Linked DNA regions of Mus musculus: region 2 is linked to region 1. A link is a loop called in an ENCODE intact Hi-C map of the cell type or tissue named here. Cell type or tissue: gastrocnemius. All regions are shown on one strand. Each heading gives the region's core, and the rest is flanking DNA. Links, peaks and the distances in the headings are about the cores only. Region 1 has its middle 30 kb from the start of Btla. Region 2 overlaps BC016579 (cDNA sequence, BC016579).

Region 1 (9,234 bases), core at 4,596-7,095:
TAAATTCATCTCTGTACCTATAGATTAGTGCAGCTCTCAGGCCTCATCAGATGAGTTTCTTTGTGCAGGGAACAGTGATTAACACAGAAACTCACAACTGGTGAAATTGCAAAGCATGAGTGTCTATAGAGCATCATCTGGAAACAGAACATCTGCATCACCACACCTCTTCCCTCCTTCCAAGGCTAGAGACCATCATGAAAGAAGACACAGAGAGATTGAAAGTCAGAGTTCTGGAAGATCAGGGTGACATAACAAGACCACTCTATTCGTGAAATCAGAAGCTGTAATTGTCTCTACAAGACCTGCACAAGATCAAATCGATCAACATTTCAACATGGAAAGAGGTTCATGAGCCACCACACCTAGATAAGGAGCTATTGACAGTTGATCACTTCTGGATGAGGGGAGGGTCAGTTTGAAGTGAACACCCTCAGGTAGGTTGACCATGCTCCAGTGAATAGCCCAACAGTCATGAGTATATGGAGAGCACAAACTGGATTTGGTTGGTTATTTTAAAAAATAGGACATGAGTTGGGAGGGGGTGGATCAAACCAGGGATAAGTTGGGGAGTGGTAGGAGCTTAATATGATCAAAATACATTGTAAGCATGAACGAAATTCTCCAACAATTAAAACAAATATATTAAAACATTAAGTGTTGTGATTGCTTTGAAAAAAAAAATCTCAACAATGAAAAACAGTGGGCACAAAAGCCATGCAGCTAATAAGTAAATGAAGAGATGCTTAAAATCACCATCCATCAACTAAAGCAAACCCAAACCACAGTGTTTACTACTGCACAGTTCTTATAGTGGCAATTGCCACAGCTTGAAAATGGTTTGCGTTCTCCAAAGGTCTGAGTTCTAAAGCTTGGTCCCCAGCATGCAGTAAATGAGTGGAACTCTTAAGAAGTGGGCGTGTCATAGGACTGTTCCTTCTGGAATAGATTAACATTGTTTGTGAGCTTAAGCCTTGTTTTGTCAGCATTGCTTGGTCCCTGTGAGATGGGCCCAGTGTTTTCTTTCTTACCAGGCAATCTCTTCCACAAATGCTTTTTTGCCATTGATACCATCCATCACCAGTCCCACACTGGAGTCCAGCAATTTCAAGAACTATAAGCTACACAAGCCTACTTTCTTTATAAAGTATCTAGTTCTAGGTATTTTGCCTTAGAAAATAAAAACGTACCAAGAATCTATAATGAAGGAAAAAAAATGAGTTTTATCTGCTTCAAAATCCAGTTACTTGAAAGGCTGCCTGGACTATAGAGTGAGTTCAAGACCAGACTGAACAACCCAGTGAGACCCAGCCTCACATAAACAGTATGCTTAAAAGAACTGGGTACGTATTTCAGCAGTAATGTATTTACCTAGCATGTATAAGACTCTAGGTTCGACACGTACCAGTGCCAAAAAAGAAAACACAGCTCAGTAGAAAATGTTGGTGAGAATGCAGTTATCTATTTCTTGATGTATAAAACTCTCCCCTCCTCCCAAATGCTATGAGAAAGGCCAATATATCAAGTGATAACATATTCCTCTTGGTAGATAGCAGTAGGGAAAGAACTGAAGCCCTCCAATTCCTGGAATTCCCAATGTAGTTCTTTAACACCAAGTGCTTCTGGAAACAGGACTTTGAAAAAAATCACCAGAACAAAATTAATTGGTTTAGTCCGTTCCTCTCATTTTACAAGTAGGCATTCAAGTATTCTGTGTTAAATACGAAGGACAAAAGCGGCACAGGATTGATACTCAATGCCTACCAGCAATCCCCTACATGCTCAAATTTTGTGCTGTTCTACTGCCCTCTGCTGGACAAATATTTCTGAGTGTGTGACCCACGACTCCTGAGAATTGGCATCAGTATACATACAGCATCCCAAGAAATGGGACAGTTCTGAGTCAGGGAGGCAGGACTTGTGGAGGAATAGAATATGAGGCAGAGAAATAGGGGGATGTCTAGCTCTTTGGCTCTAGTGAAGGGAAGAATTGGTACGGGCATGGGGGCGGTTCTTATTGTTCTACAAATTTGTAAAGTCAGAAATCTTCAGCCACAGCTACACATACCAAATCTGAAATGACAGATAAATAATCAAATAAGTGGAAAGTGAAAGAAAGCAAAAGGGCAATAAGTAACTTTATTCAGATCAATGCTGAAGAACTAGTCTCAGTTTCACAGCTTTAGCTGCTATATAGTACCTTATAAAACTACCTGTGACACCTGCATGTTTCACTGGTTGTAAAAAATCAAACAATTTCAAAACCAATTGAAATGTTTTGTGTTAAGATGAAAAATTAAATAAAACTACCTGTGATTAATGAGTAGAATTCTCCCAATTCATACCACCATGAACAGAACCAGCGTCCTCCCAGATGTCCCCTACGGTGCTCTTCAACCATTTCTTTAGGATATATGCCCTACAGTAGGAGTTCCTTGACCAGGTTCTAAGAAATTCTTCTCCCAAAACGCTACACCAGTCAACTGTGCACCAGCTGTGCACCATGGGGGCATAGTGAGGGTTTTTTTTTTTTAAGTTGCCTATTTCTAGTTCATGTTTCTTTAAATTTGAAATTTCTGACCATGGTAGTAGGCCTTCAGGGTAGCCAACTATGATCTATGCCGTAACATTCACATGAAAGTGTATTTTCCAACTACATTGAGTAGAATGAGGGACATGCAGTGTGTAAATTCTAAGAGTCAGTCAAGGGAGAGATCCTGGCTTCTTTCCCACCCTCTTAGGTAAGTTTCTCTGTCTGGGGATACTAGACAGCTATCTAGGGAGGTCCCCGTACCATCACCAACTTGCCCATTGTAATAATCTTGTCCACTTGAAGATCCATCTCCAGGTATGTCTGTGAGGGTATTTGCAGAGCCTAATAAATGAACAACACAGTCCGAATGCAATTGGTGCCATACACTGAGACCCTGGGGGCCTAGATGAAATGATAACGAGACAGCCAAGCATTGGCATTGCCTCTATGCTTCCTGGCTGGCTATGAGGCCAGACCTCCTCTATCCCATTTTCCTATCAATTCATGTTATTTGATCATAGTAACACAAAAGCTAATATATCTGATATATGGACAAGTGCTTTTACGGGTGAAATTTGCAGTTTTAGCCTTCAGGTACTTGCAAACATGGCTGCATGAGTGCTGCATCTCACCTGACCCAGAAAAACACGTGAGGCCACTCAAAGCTCCAGGTTTGTCTTAGTCCATTCTTTGTCTTAGGCAACTCTTATAAAGGAAGACATTTCATTGGGCTTGCTTACAGCTCAGAGGTTTAGTCCAGTATCAGCACTGTGGGAAACATGGCAGCACAGAGACATGGTGCTAGAGAAGAAACTTGAGTGCTACATCTGGGCCACAGGCAGCAGGAAGAAAAAGCTACTGGAACTGGCTTTGGCATTTGAAACCCCAAAGCCCACCCCTTCCCCAGCGACACACTTCCTCCAACAAGGTCACAACTACTTCAACAAGGCCATGCCCCCTAAATCTCTTTCAAGTAGTGTCACTCTTTGATGACCAACCAAATATATGAACCTATGGGGGTCATTTTCATTCAAACCACCACAGGATTCAAACTAACATTGCTTTAGCTACGGAGCTGTAGGGTAATTTTTATACACAGACATTAATATCCCACCAAAGTCATTGCTAATTTGCAGGACTTCTCTGTATAAAGGTGAAACAGACATCTGTTATGAACTTTACAAATACCCTCTCTCAACTATTTGTCTGCAAAATCTATCCATAGTGTCTTTAAAAGAATACTTTTGGCATAATCACACTTTTTTCCTGCATTATAGTCCATGTTAAAAGGACAATGGGATAGATGGGGCTGGTGTTTGGGAGACTCTCTGGGGAGCGAAGCTTGGGAGAGGTTGGAGGGAGGAAATGGAGGTAGCAAAGTGACATAGTTATATTTTAATTTAAAAATGTTAAATCCTACTGCATCCTTGATCACAGTATATTGTCTTATATTTTGCTTTAGAAAGCTGTGATTTTATACTTACTTTAGGCTTAATGCCATTCTTTCATTGTCTAATCAGAAATTTAGCATGTTCTCTTTAATGTCTGGGAAATGGGAAAAGTGTAAATTTTCTTATCTGTAGCAACTAACAAACTTCATGAAAATCAACATTCTTGGGCTCATACATATAACACAACTCCCATTTTCTTACTTCTTGATATATATTTTCTGATGTGACTGGTTTTAAGTTGAGGTTGCCTTTGATATTATAAGGCCAAATACTACAGAATAAAGTATGCATCCTTTAGATAACTGAATTTTGAAGGTGTTCAGAGCTCTCAAATCATTATTTGAATTACACCTTTAAATTCACCATTTTTACACTGCTAAAAACACAAATATCAAAATGTTATGCAGCAAGTGCATTGGTAAGTCAGTGCACATCACCACCTTATGTGCAGAGAGCAGAATATTTCCCACCATCTACCTTCACTGAGTAACCTATTGTGGAACTGAACTGGTATTCTTGAAATATACAGATTTCTGCCTCAGAATGTAGAAAACTAGGAAACATTAATTTCATCCTTAAAGCAAAGCAGAATAAAACTAAATTTGTATTTATAACTTTATACATCATAGAGGAAATCTGAACACAAATGAAATTAGCTGGTCCAAAATTTGACCAGGTGGGAAGAGCGCTGACTCATGCTCCATGTATGTCAGCTGGGACAGGAAACACATTGAAGAGAGTGGACAATGGAGGAAAACTGTCAGAATATAATTTTGAGTCCTCAATAATTTTCAGATTCTCTTCCCATAAAGTCTATCTGGCACTCATCAGAAAACATCAGAATGAGCACTCAGTAGTGTCTATTGTGGTACATAACTGGAGGTGGAGGTGGGATGGTAGTCACACATCTTGAGTAGAAATTCCATCTTAATACCTCCATTATGGTCAAATTCATTAAAAAAGAATCGCCAAATTCACCCTAGAATATATGAAGCCAAGGATTCAATTTCTAGCACTTCATAAACTGGGCATGATGGAGTACACCTGTAATCACAGAATTCTGGAGGTGGAGACAGGACGATGAGAATTTTAAGGCCCTTTTCAACTACATAGTGAGTCTGAAATCAGTTGCAGGAGATCCTTTTTTTTCTTATTGTTTGCTTTTTTGCTTTTTTTAAACCAGTAAATCCTAATTAAAAAAAAAAAACCCTTCAGAAATTGCTTTTAGAGAAGATTTTTCAAAGGTATAGATTTTTCTAATGTATGTGTTTACAAGTGTCTGGAAAGGCCAGCAAGGGTGTTGGATCACTCCCTACACAGTTGGTGTAGATGGAGCTACAGGAAGTTGTGAGCTACCCAATGTGGGGCTGGGATCTTAATCAGGTCTTCTGGAAGAGCAGCAAGAACTCCTGTGCCATTTCTTTAAGCCTAGAAAGCCTTTTCAATTCATACTTGCATTACTCACAAACCCAAATCAACCAAGACTATGGAAAAACCCCACAGAACAATATGCCCAAAAGAGCAGATGCAAAATTTATCAACACAATAGAAAGCTGAATTTAAATAAAATATTTTAGATAAAGACAGATATGCAATTTATCCAAAAAGGGCAAAGTTATTTCAGTAATCAATGTAATCTACTAAAGTTTTAAAAAGCTGGTCATTTCAATAAATATAAAGAAAAAATTCAATATTCAGAGACGCTCAGTCCAAGGGCATTTATACAAAACTAGCTGATGCTACAGAATTGATAAAATAACCCTTCTCAAAGATCACAAAGGCAAGTATTTCTTATCACTCCTACTTGACCATTCCTAGATAGTTCAATATGAGAAAATGGAAATAGATTAGAAAAAAAGTGAAACTATTTATTTGCATTTGACAATATTCTATAAAGGGTGATCTGAAAGTATAAACAAATCACTAGAATTTTTAAAAGACTTTTTACCTTTAATTATGTGTGGGGGATGGGTAGGCACGCATGTGAGGGCACATGCCCACCAAGGAGAAAAGAGGACAACAGATCCTTTGGAGCTGGAGTTAAAGGCAGTTGTGAGCCACCCAGTGGTGGTAGTAGGAACTACACTTGGGTTCACTGCAAAGGCAACACCCTTTTAACTGCAAGGCCATGACTCTGCCTACCTAAAAGCATTGAAATTTAATATGACTCTTAACAGGACTACACAATCTGAAGCCTATCACAGTAAAATATATTTCCATACATAAGAATAAAACAGTGGAATCAGAAATGACAAAAAAAGATAAAATCATACCCAAATCCCACAAAACTATGTCAAGCCAAATATATGAAAGATAAAAAAAGTCAAAATATTATAAAATGCTACACTTCCAGATTTGAAGATTGCTTTGTTTCAAGTCTCTCTTGCTTGGTCTATAGACTCAATGCATTTTCTACCCAAACTCCAGCAAAACCACTGTATATACAGGTGTATCCTAAAATTTACATGTAAAAGCAAAATTGCCAAAAACAACTGTTTAAAGTAAAAAGCTGGCAGGCTCACACTACCCAATTCCTAGATTTATTACAGTAAATCAGGCAGTAGGGTGAGGTGAAAAACATGAATATACCATTAAAACGTCACAGTAATCAGTATTTCAGGCAAGAGCCATGAAAGAATGCCAAATACTGGTTTTGTATGTATAACTATAAGCTGAGTATTTGTGGTAACTAAAAGTAGGTCCCCCAAGGTCTATCAGGTGTGACGGTGCTTTTAACATAGACCATGTTCTTTGAAACTCCTTTCTCCAGAAGCAAAGATCAGTTCCTCTCCTGATGACCCCTCTCCCTTCATGACCTCTGAAATGTTTTAAAAGTTCAGACTCAATCTAATAATGCTCACCACTAAGAGTGCAATTAAAAGGACCTACCTGACATAGAGCAAAGGGCAGACACACTACTGTTGTGGTAGCCTCTCAAATCCCTATTGTGGTAGTCTTCAAAATTTTTTACCTCAGACTATTCACTGAAAACATCAGACAAGCTGAAAACTGAGGATGCTGGATAAAATTTCTACCATTAAGCTCTGAAGGTATCAAAGAAACTAGTGTGTGTGTGCGTGTGGTGTGTGTGTGTGTGTGTGTGTTAGTGCACATGCGCCCACACCTAGTGCTTTCTAAGATAAATATGACCAGCTATTTACCTAAAACAGAAAGGAGAAGGAATTGAAGGTATCTACTTTCTCATGAAAACTGACTTAACTGGGAGAAAACAGGCCAATAACATCTAATATTACATATAACTTACCATAAGGGTATTAAAATGAAAGCATTAAAATAAAAATTCTCCAGTAAAATCAGTCTGGAAAGTTAAGAAAGACTTAATCTGCAGAGAACAGAGCAATGTGTATGAGGGATAAATGCCATAATGAAACCTGGTTCTTGTTAACTTTAAAAAAGGTTCAAAGAAAAGGGAGACTGCCCTACAGGCTGGATGAAGATAGTGGCTACCATACTTACGTCTTGACTGCATTATTATAGCAAGCATCATATTATGCCCACTAAATCATTATCTTCATTATGGACTTTTCTTTTTTAATAAGATCTGAATGGCAATTTAAAGAGCAAGCAAAGGCACTAAAGGCAAGATTTCATTTTTCTTTACAGTTGAGTAATATCCACTGTGAAATGCACATTTCTCATCCATGAGTAGCATCTATTGTGTCTATGTACATCTCTCATGCATTCAGCAGCTAGTCTTGACAGATCCCATTTCCTAGGCAAGGAAGAGAGCAACAATGAACCTGGATGAGCAAGTTATCTCTAACTCGGGATGTAAAATCCTTTGATGTCCTTACTGTAGTGGTCTGAATAGGTATGGCCTTGATGGACTTGGTGTGGCCTTGTTGGAGGAAGAGTATGCTCAAGCTACAAGCAGTGACAGTCTCCTTCTACTGCCTGAACAGGGTGTGAAACTCTTAGCTCCTCTGAGCTATGTGGGCCTGCCACTGCCATTCTTCCTGCCATGAAGATAATAGATTAAACCTCCAACTGGAAGTCAGCACCACTTACCATATCCATGGTGTCTCTTCAAAGCAATAAAACCCTAAGACATTTACCAAGGGTTGTAGAACTGAGTCATATGGTATTTCTATTTCATTTTTTGAGAAATCTCCAATTTGATTCCCAAGGTAGCTACACAAGTTTTACATTTCCACCAAGAATATATAACAGTGTTATTTTCCCCACATCAATGCCAATACTTGCTGTCATTTGTATTCTGACTGTGGTGAAACAGAATCTTAAAGTAATTTTTATCTGCATTTCCCTGAAGCCTCGGATGTTGAACATTTTTTAAGTGTTTAAAAGCCATTTGTAATCCTAACGTAAGCCATTTATCTAGCCCCACACAATTTTTTTAATTAGGTTGTTTCTTCATGTTTCGATACTTCAGTTCTTTGTATATTCTAGACACTAGAATATCTTCTGTTGTATCTATAGTTAACAGGTTTTCTTCAATTCTGGGTGTGGTGTTCACTCTGACGAAAGAGTTTCCTTGGTTGTACAGGAGCCATCTAATTATGAGGTCCTTGTCAATTTTCAACTTTACTTCCAACATTTGGGAGTCCTATACAGAAAGTTCTCTCTCTACCTACAAGATGAAGCCTCTACCAGTTTCAGAGTAAATAGAATCATTCAAATTGCAGGTTATTTGATTAAACAGAAAAAAAAAATACACTTAAGGTGCCGAGGATCAAAAAGACAAATACTGCATGTTCTCTCTTAGGTGGATTCCAGCCTTGACTCATGTTTATCTCGGAGTTGTGCCAGGTAATTACAACAGACCATTGGGAGTAGAAGCATTAAGGTAAGATAATGAAACAGAGATAAAATGTAAGTGGAGTAGGAATACTGAAGATAGAAAGGTTCAAACATGGATGGGGTGGGAGAAGGCTTCACCAAAAGCCTGCAGTGAAAAAGCTAGATGGAATCCTATGATCTTGCATGCTTTGCAACTTTAAAAAGCAGGGGGCATAAAAACACTGGTAGCATAAAAGAGCAGAAGCAGGGATCTGGGGTTCAAGGTTTAAGTGAGGATGAGAGCAGGGGGATAAAAGAAATCAGAGGGTTGGAGATGGGTTAATGAAATCAAGAATGTATAAAGCCTTATGGAAACTCACTAGTTCATAAGCTAATTAAAACAGAAAACAGAGGGATGGGGGGGGGTTGGGCAGAAGTACCCTGCAAAGATGGAAAATATTGCTCTCAGAAGACCTGAGTTAATAAAAATCT
Region 2 (9,234 bases), core at 3,772-6,271, 440 kb before region 1:
CATGCTTAGTGTCAGGGTTTGGTGCCTGCCCATGGGATGCATTCCAGGTTGGACCAGTCACTCAATGGCCTTTCCTTTAATCTCTGCTCAATTTGGGCACAATGGCAAATATCTGTGATATTAGCTACTCAAGAGCAGGAAGATACTGGAGTTTAAAACCAACCTGAGCAAGATAGTGAGACCATTTCTGATGAGAAAAAAAAAAACAGCTCTTAAAAGATTGCATAGAATATAATACATTTTATTTGCATAAAAACATAAACACCATGTCTTTATGATTCTATAAGGAAAGAATAATTTTTAAATATAAATGAAGAAAGGATATGTACCAATGTCAGGCGATGGCTAGTACCGAGGAATGGAGGAATAATGTTCTCAATTTTTAACTTATAGACCACTTTTGGTGGTGTGAAAGGCGATATATACAGCCTTTCATGTTTTGGCTTTGAGGACAATATATAGACAAATTTCATGAGTTTATCACCTTGTTATAAAATGGGCTTTATGCTAGGTGGATCTGCCTAATTGTAGGCTAATGAAAGAAAGTGTTTTGAGCCAAGCGACAGTGTTGAGTATATTAGATGTAGTAAATGAATTTCTACTGTTTTAAATTAGCATACAATGTAACAGGTTTCCTTAGTATTCTCACATACACAGTTTTGTCAGTTCACACCGCCAGCTCCTCTCCTGTCTCCTAGCCACAATCCCTGATGTACTCTTCTGTCCCCAGACTGCCCCCCTCCATTTTCACATGTCCAGTGATCTCTTAGCCTCACCATCCCCTCCCTCTTAAAGATTCATTTGCCCAATCTCATAGGCCTCTTTGGTTGTGTGTCCTCTACCTATCCTTACTTCATCATTTGTATATTTTTGATCATTTCAATCTATTAATTAGTTTACTAGGAACTGCATTGCAGACTGTGAAGTTACTGCACAGCAAAATGTGAAGGCATAAAGCCTAGGTGGAGAACCATGGGCATCATCATGTTTTTAGAATGCAATTTTGCTGAAAAACCTCCATATCTTGGCAACTTCATCATTTGTTCCTTTGTCCGGGGGAGTGATAGACCTGACAATCAGGATAGATATTCCCCTAACAAGGACATTTTGAAGAAGAGAGAAAAAAGCCCAGGGCCAGTGATGCCCTGGTACTGAGTGCCTTGTGCTGAAGGGATCCCTCCCCATTTTATCCCCTGCCCTAGCAGTTAATGGTGCTTCTATGAGTTCCTGCTGAGCATTGTTGACCATAGCACCACTAAGGATACCAAGTGTATGCTCAACTTATAAGTCAAGTTGAGAATTCCCAGTGAGTCACTTGGGCCTTATCAATGAGTTCATTTTAACTTTTTTTTTTTTTGACCGAGTCTAACTATGTTGCATTGGTTGACCTAGAACTCATTGTCAAACCAACCAACCAACCAAAAACAAACAAACAAAAAACCAAGCCAGTCTTACCTTGAACTTACCCACTTCTTCAGCTTTGGGAATGCTGGGATTACAGACACGTGCATGGCTGTCAGGGAGACTCAACTAGTTAGACCATTTAGATCTCACTTGAGTGTTGAGTTGAGCTTTGATTTGTGGTCAGCTTACACTTTTTTTCCTCTTCCTCCAGAACCCCAAACCAGTGAATTCCTAGCCAGAGTGAATTCTCCTTTGTCCTGAATCCATTTGCTTCCATGGGTGCTATGTAAGATGATCCTCAGTGACATGTGTGTTCTTTTCTTGTTGTGTGTTTAGCTCACGGACACGTATAGACAGTCCCCATCTCTGAGTCGTTTTTTCACTTCTGCTGATATCTTGGATTTCAGGTAAGAGCTCAGATCTTTACATCTTGCCATCTTTCTCAGAAGATCACCTACTCACCTACCCAGCTTATCTCCATTCACCCCCAATGATCTCCCTGAGCTTTGCAGCAGGAGAAGACTTGGGAGTAAAAAACACAGTGTCACGCTGCAGTGGTGCAGGGCAACATCTTAGCTCGGAAAAGCAGAAAGAAGGAAATCGTGGACTAATTATGTGATTCAATTATGGTCACCCTCAGAGAGGAAAAGCATGTCTATCCAAGAGAAACATTTCTGTTTAACAATAGATACAGAAATCAATTCAGGGCAGAAATAAACACAAATCTCAGAGAGGGACATGATTTATGTGCTGCAGCGGTGACTCAGGGGTGACTGGCCTCACACAACATTACGAACATAAAAAATGCACCTGTCTCTCCTGTCTCCTTTCTTTAGTGCTACCACCAATGATGAATAACACTCACCCCTACAAAATTAACAACTCTGCTTGCCTTCATTTTTTTGTCTGTGCATATATTTACTATATTCAGTGTCCATGTATGTATACATACAGTTTTTAAAAATATTTTTATTAAATATTTTACATACAGTTTTTTTTTAATTTCAATAAATTTAATAGTTTGAACCAGTCAAAAGATACACACATTTGTGTGTGTGTCTGTTTGTGTAAAGGAAGTATAAGTAGTAATTTAATAAATGATTCTTTTTATTACTGAGATTACTGAAAATACTTTAAATAAGATTTATATGAGAAAGCCTTATTGTCAATTGTTCCTAGGGTGTCACTGGGAGGTAGTGATCAAAGTTAACATTATATGTTGTGATTCTCCCACTTAAATCATAATACCAGTAGATCCGAGAGAGGAGCATGTAGCATCAGTGGTAACTTGATGAGATAGGACAAGAAAGGACCTGAAGTTTGATGTTGTCTTCCTTCTTCAGATGTCTCTTGCTGCCCAATGGGGACCCTACTGTCTTTAGTCATAAGTCACTGGCACAAATATGGGTGTAGGAACGGGAACATTGGATAGTTGGATCTCACATACTTTGCTCTATCCATGTGACACGTTTTTCTGTTTGAAGACTATAGTAGAGCTGTAGTGGAGCCACTATGAGCATACTGGGTGTTTCCAAGAATCTGCCCTTGCTATGGATATAAAGGATCTGAACTTAGCATTCAATAGGTGGGAGTAGACACAGGGAAAACCCACAAAAAGACTAAGTAAAACAGGTCTAGAAATTAGGCCAAGGATTAGTGTTAGAGAATTTTTTAAAAATTTATTTGTGGGGTGGGAGGCTGATAAGACTGCTCAGCTATTGAGAACACTTCCTGTTCTTCCAGGGGACCTGTGTTCCGTTCCCAGGACCCATGTTTAGCAGCTCACAAACTCTTATTTGACTCCAGCCCAGGGAATCTAGCAACCCTTCTCTCTCTCTCTCTCTCTCTCTCTCTCTCTCTCATACACACATGAGATAGAGAGATTTTTAAAATATATTTTCTAAATAATAAAAAAACCAAGAACTTTAGTACTTCAGATAAAGAACTGTCAGTGTGTGTGTGTGTGTGGGGGGGGGCAGTCAGTCTCATATAGCTCAAACTCATGTAACCACGGTTGACTTGAAATCTGGTCCTCCTGCCTGCACACGCTGGGCTTACAGGCTTGTGCCATTGTGTCAGGTTTTCTTGAATCCAGGGTTTCAAGCCTGCTAGGCAAACAATCCACTAACTGAGCCTCCACTGCCAAGCCCCCACGTTTTTAATGTTTATTTAGAATTTTCAAAACCATCACATCTAAAATGATGTCCTTGCACATGTAAAAAAAATATTCCTATGCTCAGCGCATGCATTTGTGTCTACAGAGAGGTCCAGAACGGGCTCACCAGCACCGGAAAGTACCTCTTGCTGTGTCAGTTGCTAGATCTACTCCAGGGGTACGCTGCTGTGGAAAAGTCCACAGAAAAAATACCTCCTTCAAATGGCTACCTTTTATAAATCTACCAGGGGAGACAGGGGTGGTAGAGGCAAGAGAGACAGGGACAGTGTACTCAGACTGGGTCAGACACCTTGATATTCTCACTTAGCTTTCAGCTTGATTTTCTGAACATCCACTCAAGACCTGCTTCATCAGTTAGTCCAGATCCTTAGCAGTGGGTATGCAGAATTGCTGCCTGCCCGCCTGTGCCTGTCCGTCCTCCTGAGTGATAAATCGCTGTGCTAATGATACCTGCAAACTAGGCTAGCTGGATTGAAGCTTGAAAATGGGCTTTTAACACCACCTTTAGTGGCACCATGGTAACTGGGTCTGGTCAGAGTCTCAATTTACGCTGTAATTTATTTGGTTCATAGGGCTTGGCACAGTTTTTTGCTATATGGGAGAGTTTGCAAACCTGTACTATAAAATGTACAGTCATTGACCTATGTGACATCTGGCCTCCAGAGGGAGCTCTTTGCCTATCCTTGGCATCGCAGTGGCCTGATTAACTCTGGAGAGACCAAAGCATCTATAAATCTCTCTCTAAAAGAATCTCTCTGATGTGCCCTCCTGTTAATTTGTTTTTTATTATTGCTGAGCCTAATCTGGGCCATCTTGACCAAAGCAATAGAAGAATTAAATGTTACTTGTGAAAGATTAAATGTTGAGGAAGCCACTTAAGCTACTAATTTAGGACAGACCTATAATTATCTTCACTGTAAAAAAATTTAGAAAAGTGTGTACTGAAAGATGAAAGGGTTAGAGCCTCCTCGGAGATGAAAATTCCTGAGATCGCATTACTAAGAGATTTTTAAAAATGATCATCGTGCCGTCAGGAGCTCTGGAAGTGCACATGAAGGAGTATCTCCCCAAACAAACAATGCACAGGTCATTCTCTGGGAGATCAAGAGGTAGGGAGTTGATAAGGTTGCCAGACCATCATGATTTTATAGGTTAAGTGGTTAAACTTGGGGGAGGCTAGGATCAAAGTGTGTGTGTGAAAACCTATGAAATAATAAATAAATAAACATTTTTAAAGGAGCTCATTAAGTATCCCCAGTGTGTACATGTAGTGGCAGCATTGGAAACGTGAAGACAGGGATGGAGGAGGGGCTTCCGGGCTCGCCACACAGCAGGAAAGCTAATATCAGATGGGTGCTATGCCAACGCTCACTCTTTCTTTATAATAGTTGGATTGTGTCCCTCCCTTCCAAGGCCACTCTCTGCAGTCCCCTAAAGTGTGAGCAGATGGCGTGGTTGTGTGATGGCCACAGGAGGATGGCTCGAGGGCAGTGAGTTCTCCTGGGCTAGTGTGTCCTCTGAAGCTGGTTCCAGGAAGATGTGGAGCCAAAGAAATATTAATGCTGAGATTGGTGTCTGAGTCTTGATATGTTTCTGCTTCTTCGTTATAATGTCTGTTTGATTTTCAGTGTTGAAAATGCCACGGTAACCTATCACTTGCAGTTTGGAGTTCCATCTGAAGATGATGACTTTATGAAATACATGATGAGTGAAGAGTTGGTGCTCGGCATCATGCGACAGAGCTTCCACGATAAGAACATATCTACCTGTGAGAGTCTCGGGCTTGACCCAGAATCTCTCTTGCTCTATGGTAAGTAGGAAAAGCCAAGAAGCAGGTCCTGTAGTGATGGACAACTTGGTATGGCAGTGTTGGTGTCTTGTATTGTGTCAAATCAAGTAACTCTTCACTCTTGCACAAACTGATCTCTTGCTCTGGAGTTCACATCCTGTATGCAGACGGAGCAGTGAGAAAATACTATGGAAAAATAAAAAAGGCCACCGTCCCAAAGAACCTCTCTGCAGAGCAGCAGAATGTCTGCCAGGATCTATATGAACACCTCCACCCAAGCCAACCACCTCCCACAATATCCCTCATCAGTTTCTCCTGGCGCACTGATGGTGATTTGAGGGGCTAACACTTGACAGTTATTGTCACAGGAGATTACAAAGAGGGGCCAAATGTTAAAATGCCCTCATCATCTAAGAGGCTACATCAACATGTTTATCATGAATCACAGCACAATAAGTGAGCATCCAATAAACATTATTTGACTTTTGAAGAGTATTCAGCATACACACACACACACACACACACACACACACACACACATATATGTGTGTGTGTGTGTGTGTGTGTGTATGTATTTGTGCATGCATACAGAGAGTGAAATTTTTCTATTCAGAATTGATGACGTTTCCAATTTGGTCTAAGATTATATACTCAGACTCTATGACACCATATGTAAATACAAATGTCCAGAGTAATTTCTTTGGCTTTTGAAAATTAGTGACCAGCCTAGTTTCACTTCTGCTGCTGTGATAAAAACACAATTTCAGGCTCCATTTTGTTCCTGCGGGGAATTCAGGGATGCAGGAACTTGAAGTTTCTAGTCACGTCATAACTACAGTCAAGAGCCAAAGGGAAAGAAATGCTTCCGGGCTTCATGCTCAGCCATTCTCTATACTCTGACACAATCCAGAGCTCCAGGCTCGGGAATGTTCCTGCCCACTTTCAGATTGAGTCTTCTCATATCAACCAAGGCAATCAGCAGTCCCCCACTGTCACATCCACAGGCCAATCTGACCTAGGCAATCCCTCATCGAGATTCTTTGCCCAGGTGACTCTAGTTTGGATCAAACTAAGCACACAGTGACTTTGATTTGCCTTTGTTTTCTTTTTAGAATGAAGTGATGGGGGTGGTCTGCGTCGGAAAGCTCTGCTGAGTCTCAGATGGAAAACAATTCAGAAGGGAATCTAGCAGTGACCGGAAGGAGGAGACAGTTCTTCCACCGATTCTACGCAGATGTGAAGTCTGCGTCCATCACAGAACAGCAGACTGAGAGCTGTCCCCGCTGGGTGCAGGAGCTAGAGGTCTGGGGTGAATCTACGATCCCACATGAGATCCCCACTGCCTTTGAAGCACTGGCTGCTTCTACTAGCACATGCATGCTTTTCCTGGGTTGCAGAGATAAGCATCTGGCTTTGTTTTAGGCAGGTTCTGTTAACCCCAGCTGATGGGGTGAATCCAAGCTGCATCAGGGTAGCCAAGGGGAGGAGGTAGATGGACCAGTTGTTTACTGAAGCCCTCTCCCCACTCACAAGTACATCTGATGGACCCCTGAGCCAGGGCAAGAGGAAAAGGAAGGCGACTCCAAGACCTAAGGAGTGTAGGTCTTCACCTAACTCTACCACCTATACCTGACAGTTGAGCTCAGTCAGGCGTATCGTGGAGTATTATATAGAGAAAGATGATTGATGTGTCTTAATTGTTTCTCATCTTTGCATTGTTGCTGAGATGACTATCTTTTTAAAAAACAAACAAACAAACAAACAAACAAACAAACAAACATATCTCTTTGAGTTTTGGCCAGGGTGCCTCTTTTAAGATTGCCACTCATGTGGGTTATTATTGTTATTGTTATTATTATTATTATTATTGAAGTCATCAAAGGATCATTAAGACTACTTAAATTTCTGCTACTGATACCACACACCAGCTTTGTGTTACCTGGTATCACCAGGATTCCTGTAGGACTCAATTTCTTGAGATGTTTGCGTGTCTTCCTGCAGATGATCGCTAAGCAGAGAATTTCTGTCCTTTTGAAACTGTCCAAAACAGTATGCAAGTCCCTTGGAGGGACAGAAGGAAGCTACTGACTGTATCAGTCACCTATGGATATAGATTGCCTGTCATAAGACAACAGAATATTTGTTTTGTTGGGGAAATTGCCTTCCTGGAAATTTTCTGGGAGAGTTAGTCTCATTGTTGTATAATGAGAAATTCCCTAGTCTGATACCTCAGATAGATGAGGCATGGATACAGGTCATTATGGCAGGCAGCTGTGTATGAATATGTGTCAATTATAGGGTCTGAACAATGTGAACTTGCTTTCTTATTTAATTATTATATACTATAGTAATATAGCACAATGATAATTGCTGCATTTTAACTTATTGATTACACTTTCAGGTTAGTTCCTTAAATTCCAAAAACAGGTGGATTTTTCTTCTTCCTTATTTTATTTTATTTTTACATGTTAACTGCGATCTCTCATGTGCCTTTACTATTTTTTTTAAGAAGTAACAAAGAATTTTAATATATAACGATCTACAAACATTTACAATAAATTATTTTTGCAACTGGGTTGTTTTCTCATCTGCCTCTTGGGTCTTACCTCATTAAGACAGTGCAGTTAGTTAGGGGATAGAAGCGATTGTGCGCATGTGTGAGGAAGATGAAGCCAGGTTGGACCAGGTTGGGCTGGGGTTGACTGTGCCCTCCTCTCATTTTCGGGAAGAGTGGGAGGAGCCTATTCCTACCTTCTTTCTCTGCAGTGCTTTTTAGGCACAGAGTGTTACACTCAATCTGCAATGTCCCCCATAGGCTTATGCGTTAAACATTTGTTTCACAGTTAGTGATACTGTCCCGGGAGGCTGTATAACCTTTAGCGGGTGGGGCTCGCTAATATAAGGAGACTGCCAGAGGAAATCAATTGAGGTTATGGCCCAGTCAGGTTGGTCCAAGCTTTAGTCTCTGTTTCCCAGTCGACCAAAATGTGGACTTTCCTGCTGTGTTCTCGCTGCTGTAAGTCCACCGTGCTTTCTGATTCATCATGGAATGAGACCATGAATCAAAGTAAACCTATCTCCCATGAAATTGCCCTTGGGTGGGGCTGGAAGGGTGGGTCTGTTCGAATCTGGGTACGGGCTTGGTTTGTTCCCTTCTCTTTAGGGAAACACTAACATGTAAGTACCTTAGTTTTGATTTTGACCACTGGGTCACAGAGAAGAATTTCCAAGGTATGAATTTTGGGTGCAATATGTTATGGTTAACGCGAAGCATACTGAGATGTTTGGGAAAACAATTTTATGCACATATACACTGTTTTGTTCTAGAAGATAAGTTTTGTGGTCACCACACATCTTGATGACAGGAATAACACCGGGTTCATCCTAAGATTTGAACAAGTATCTGTGAAATAATTGAAGGTTTTAGGATGAAGCTCTGTTGCTTTCTGAAGTCATTCGGCTCTGGGTAGAACACTTGTCCTGTTTTCAACAAAATTTCTAGCCATGTGCCCAACTCCTTTTGGTTTGCAATTTAATTTTTTTCTATATATTTTTAATCTTTAAAAATCTTTATTTATTTAATTTTATTTATGTGTACTTGAGTGTATTTATTTATTTATTTATTTATCTGTGCTTGAGCATATTATATGCACCACATGTGTTCAGTAGTTGGAGGAGATCAGATGAGGGCATCAGATCTCCTGGAACTGGAGTTATAGGCAGTTGTGGGTGCCACAATGATGCTGGGACAGACGCCAGGTCATCTGCAGGAGCAGCAAGCACCTTTAGTCACGGAGCCATCTTTCTGGCCACCTGTAGATCTTTTTTTGAGTCATGTGGTTTTTTTTTTTTCTTTCTTTGCATG

The links. A loop is a pair of places that touch in the nucleus more often than their neighbours do. Peaks named below come from ENCODE experiments on the same cell type or tissue, not always from the same donor. Only the 100,000 strongest peaks of a DNase experiment are listed, where the experiment ranks them.
Region 2: a loop joins it to region 1, with 11 times the contacts of the local background. A loop is called at or near these places in 29 of 42 quality-filtered maps.

The regions. Positions count from the first base shown.
Region 1 is chr16:45,189,598-45,198,831 of GRCm38, reverse strand. No RefSeq gene overlaps it. Among named protein-coding and RNA genes, the nearest start is that of Btla, 30 kb to the left of the region's middle. In gastrocnemius, for the core only: a CTCF peak has its summit at 6,051; a DNase peak (open chromatin) is centred at 6,044.
Region 2 is chr16:45,625,558-45,634,791 of GRCm38, reverse strand. BC016579 (cDNA sequence, BC016579) reads left to right here. Exons shown (of 6, transcript NM_145389.2): 4 at 1,741-1,811; 5 at 5,209-5,390; 6 at 6,482-7,944. The coding sequence ends at 6,486. Among named protein-coding and RNA genes, the nearest start is that of Gcsam, 20 kb to the right of the region's middle. In gastrocnemius, for the core only: a CTCF peak has its summit at 4,244 (motif pointing right); DNase peaks (open chromatin) are centred at 4,239 and 4,946.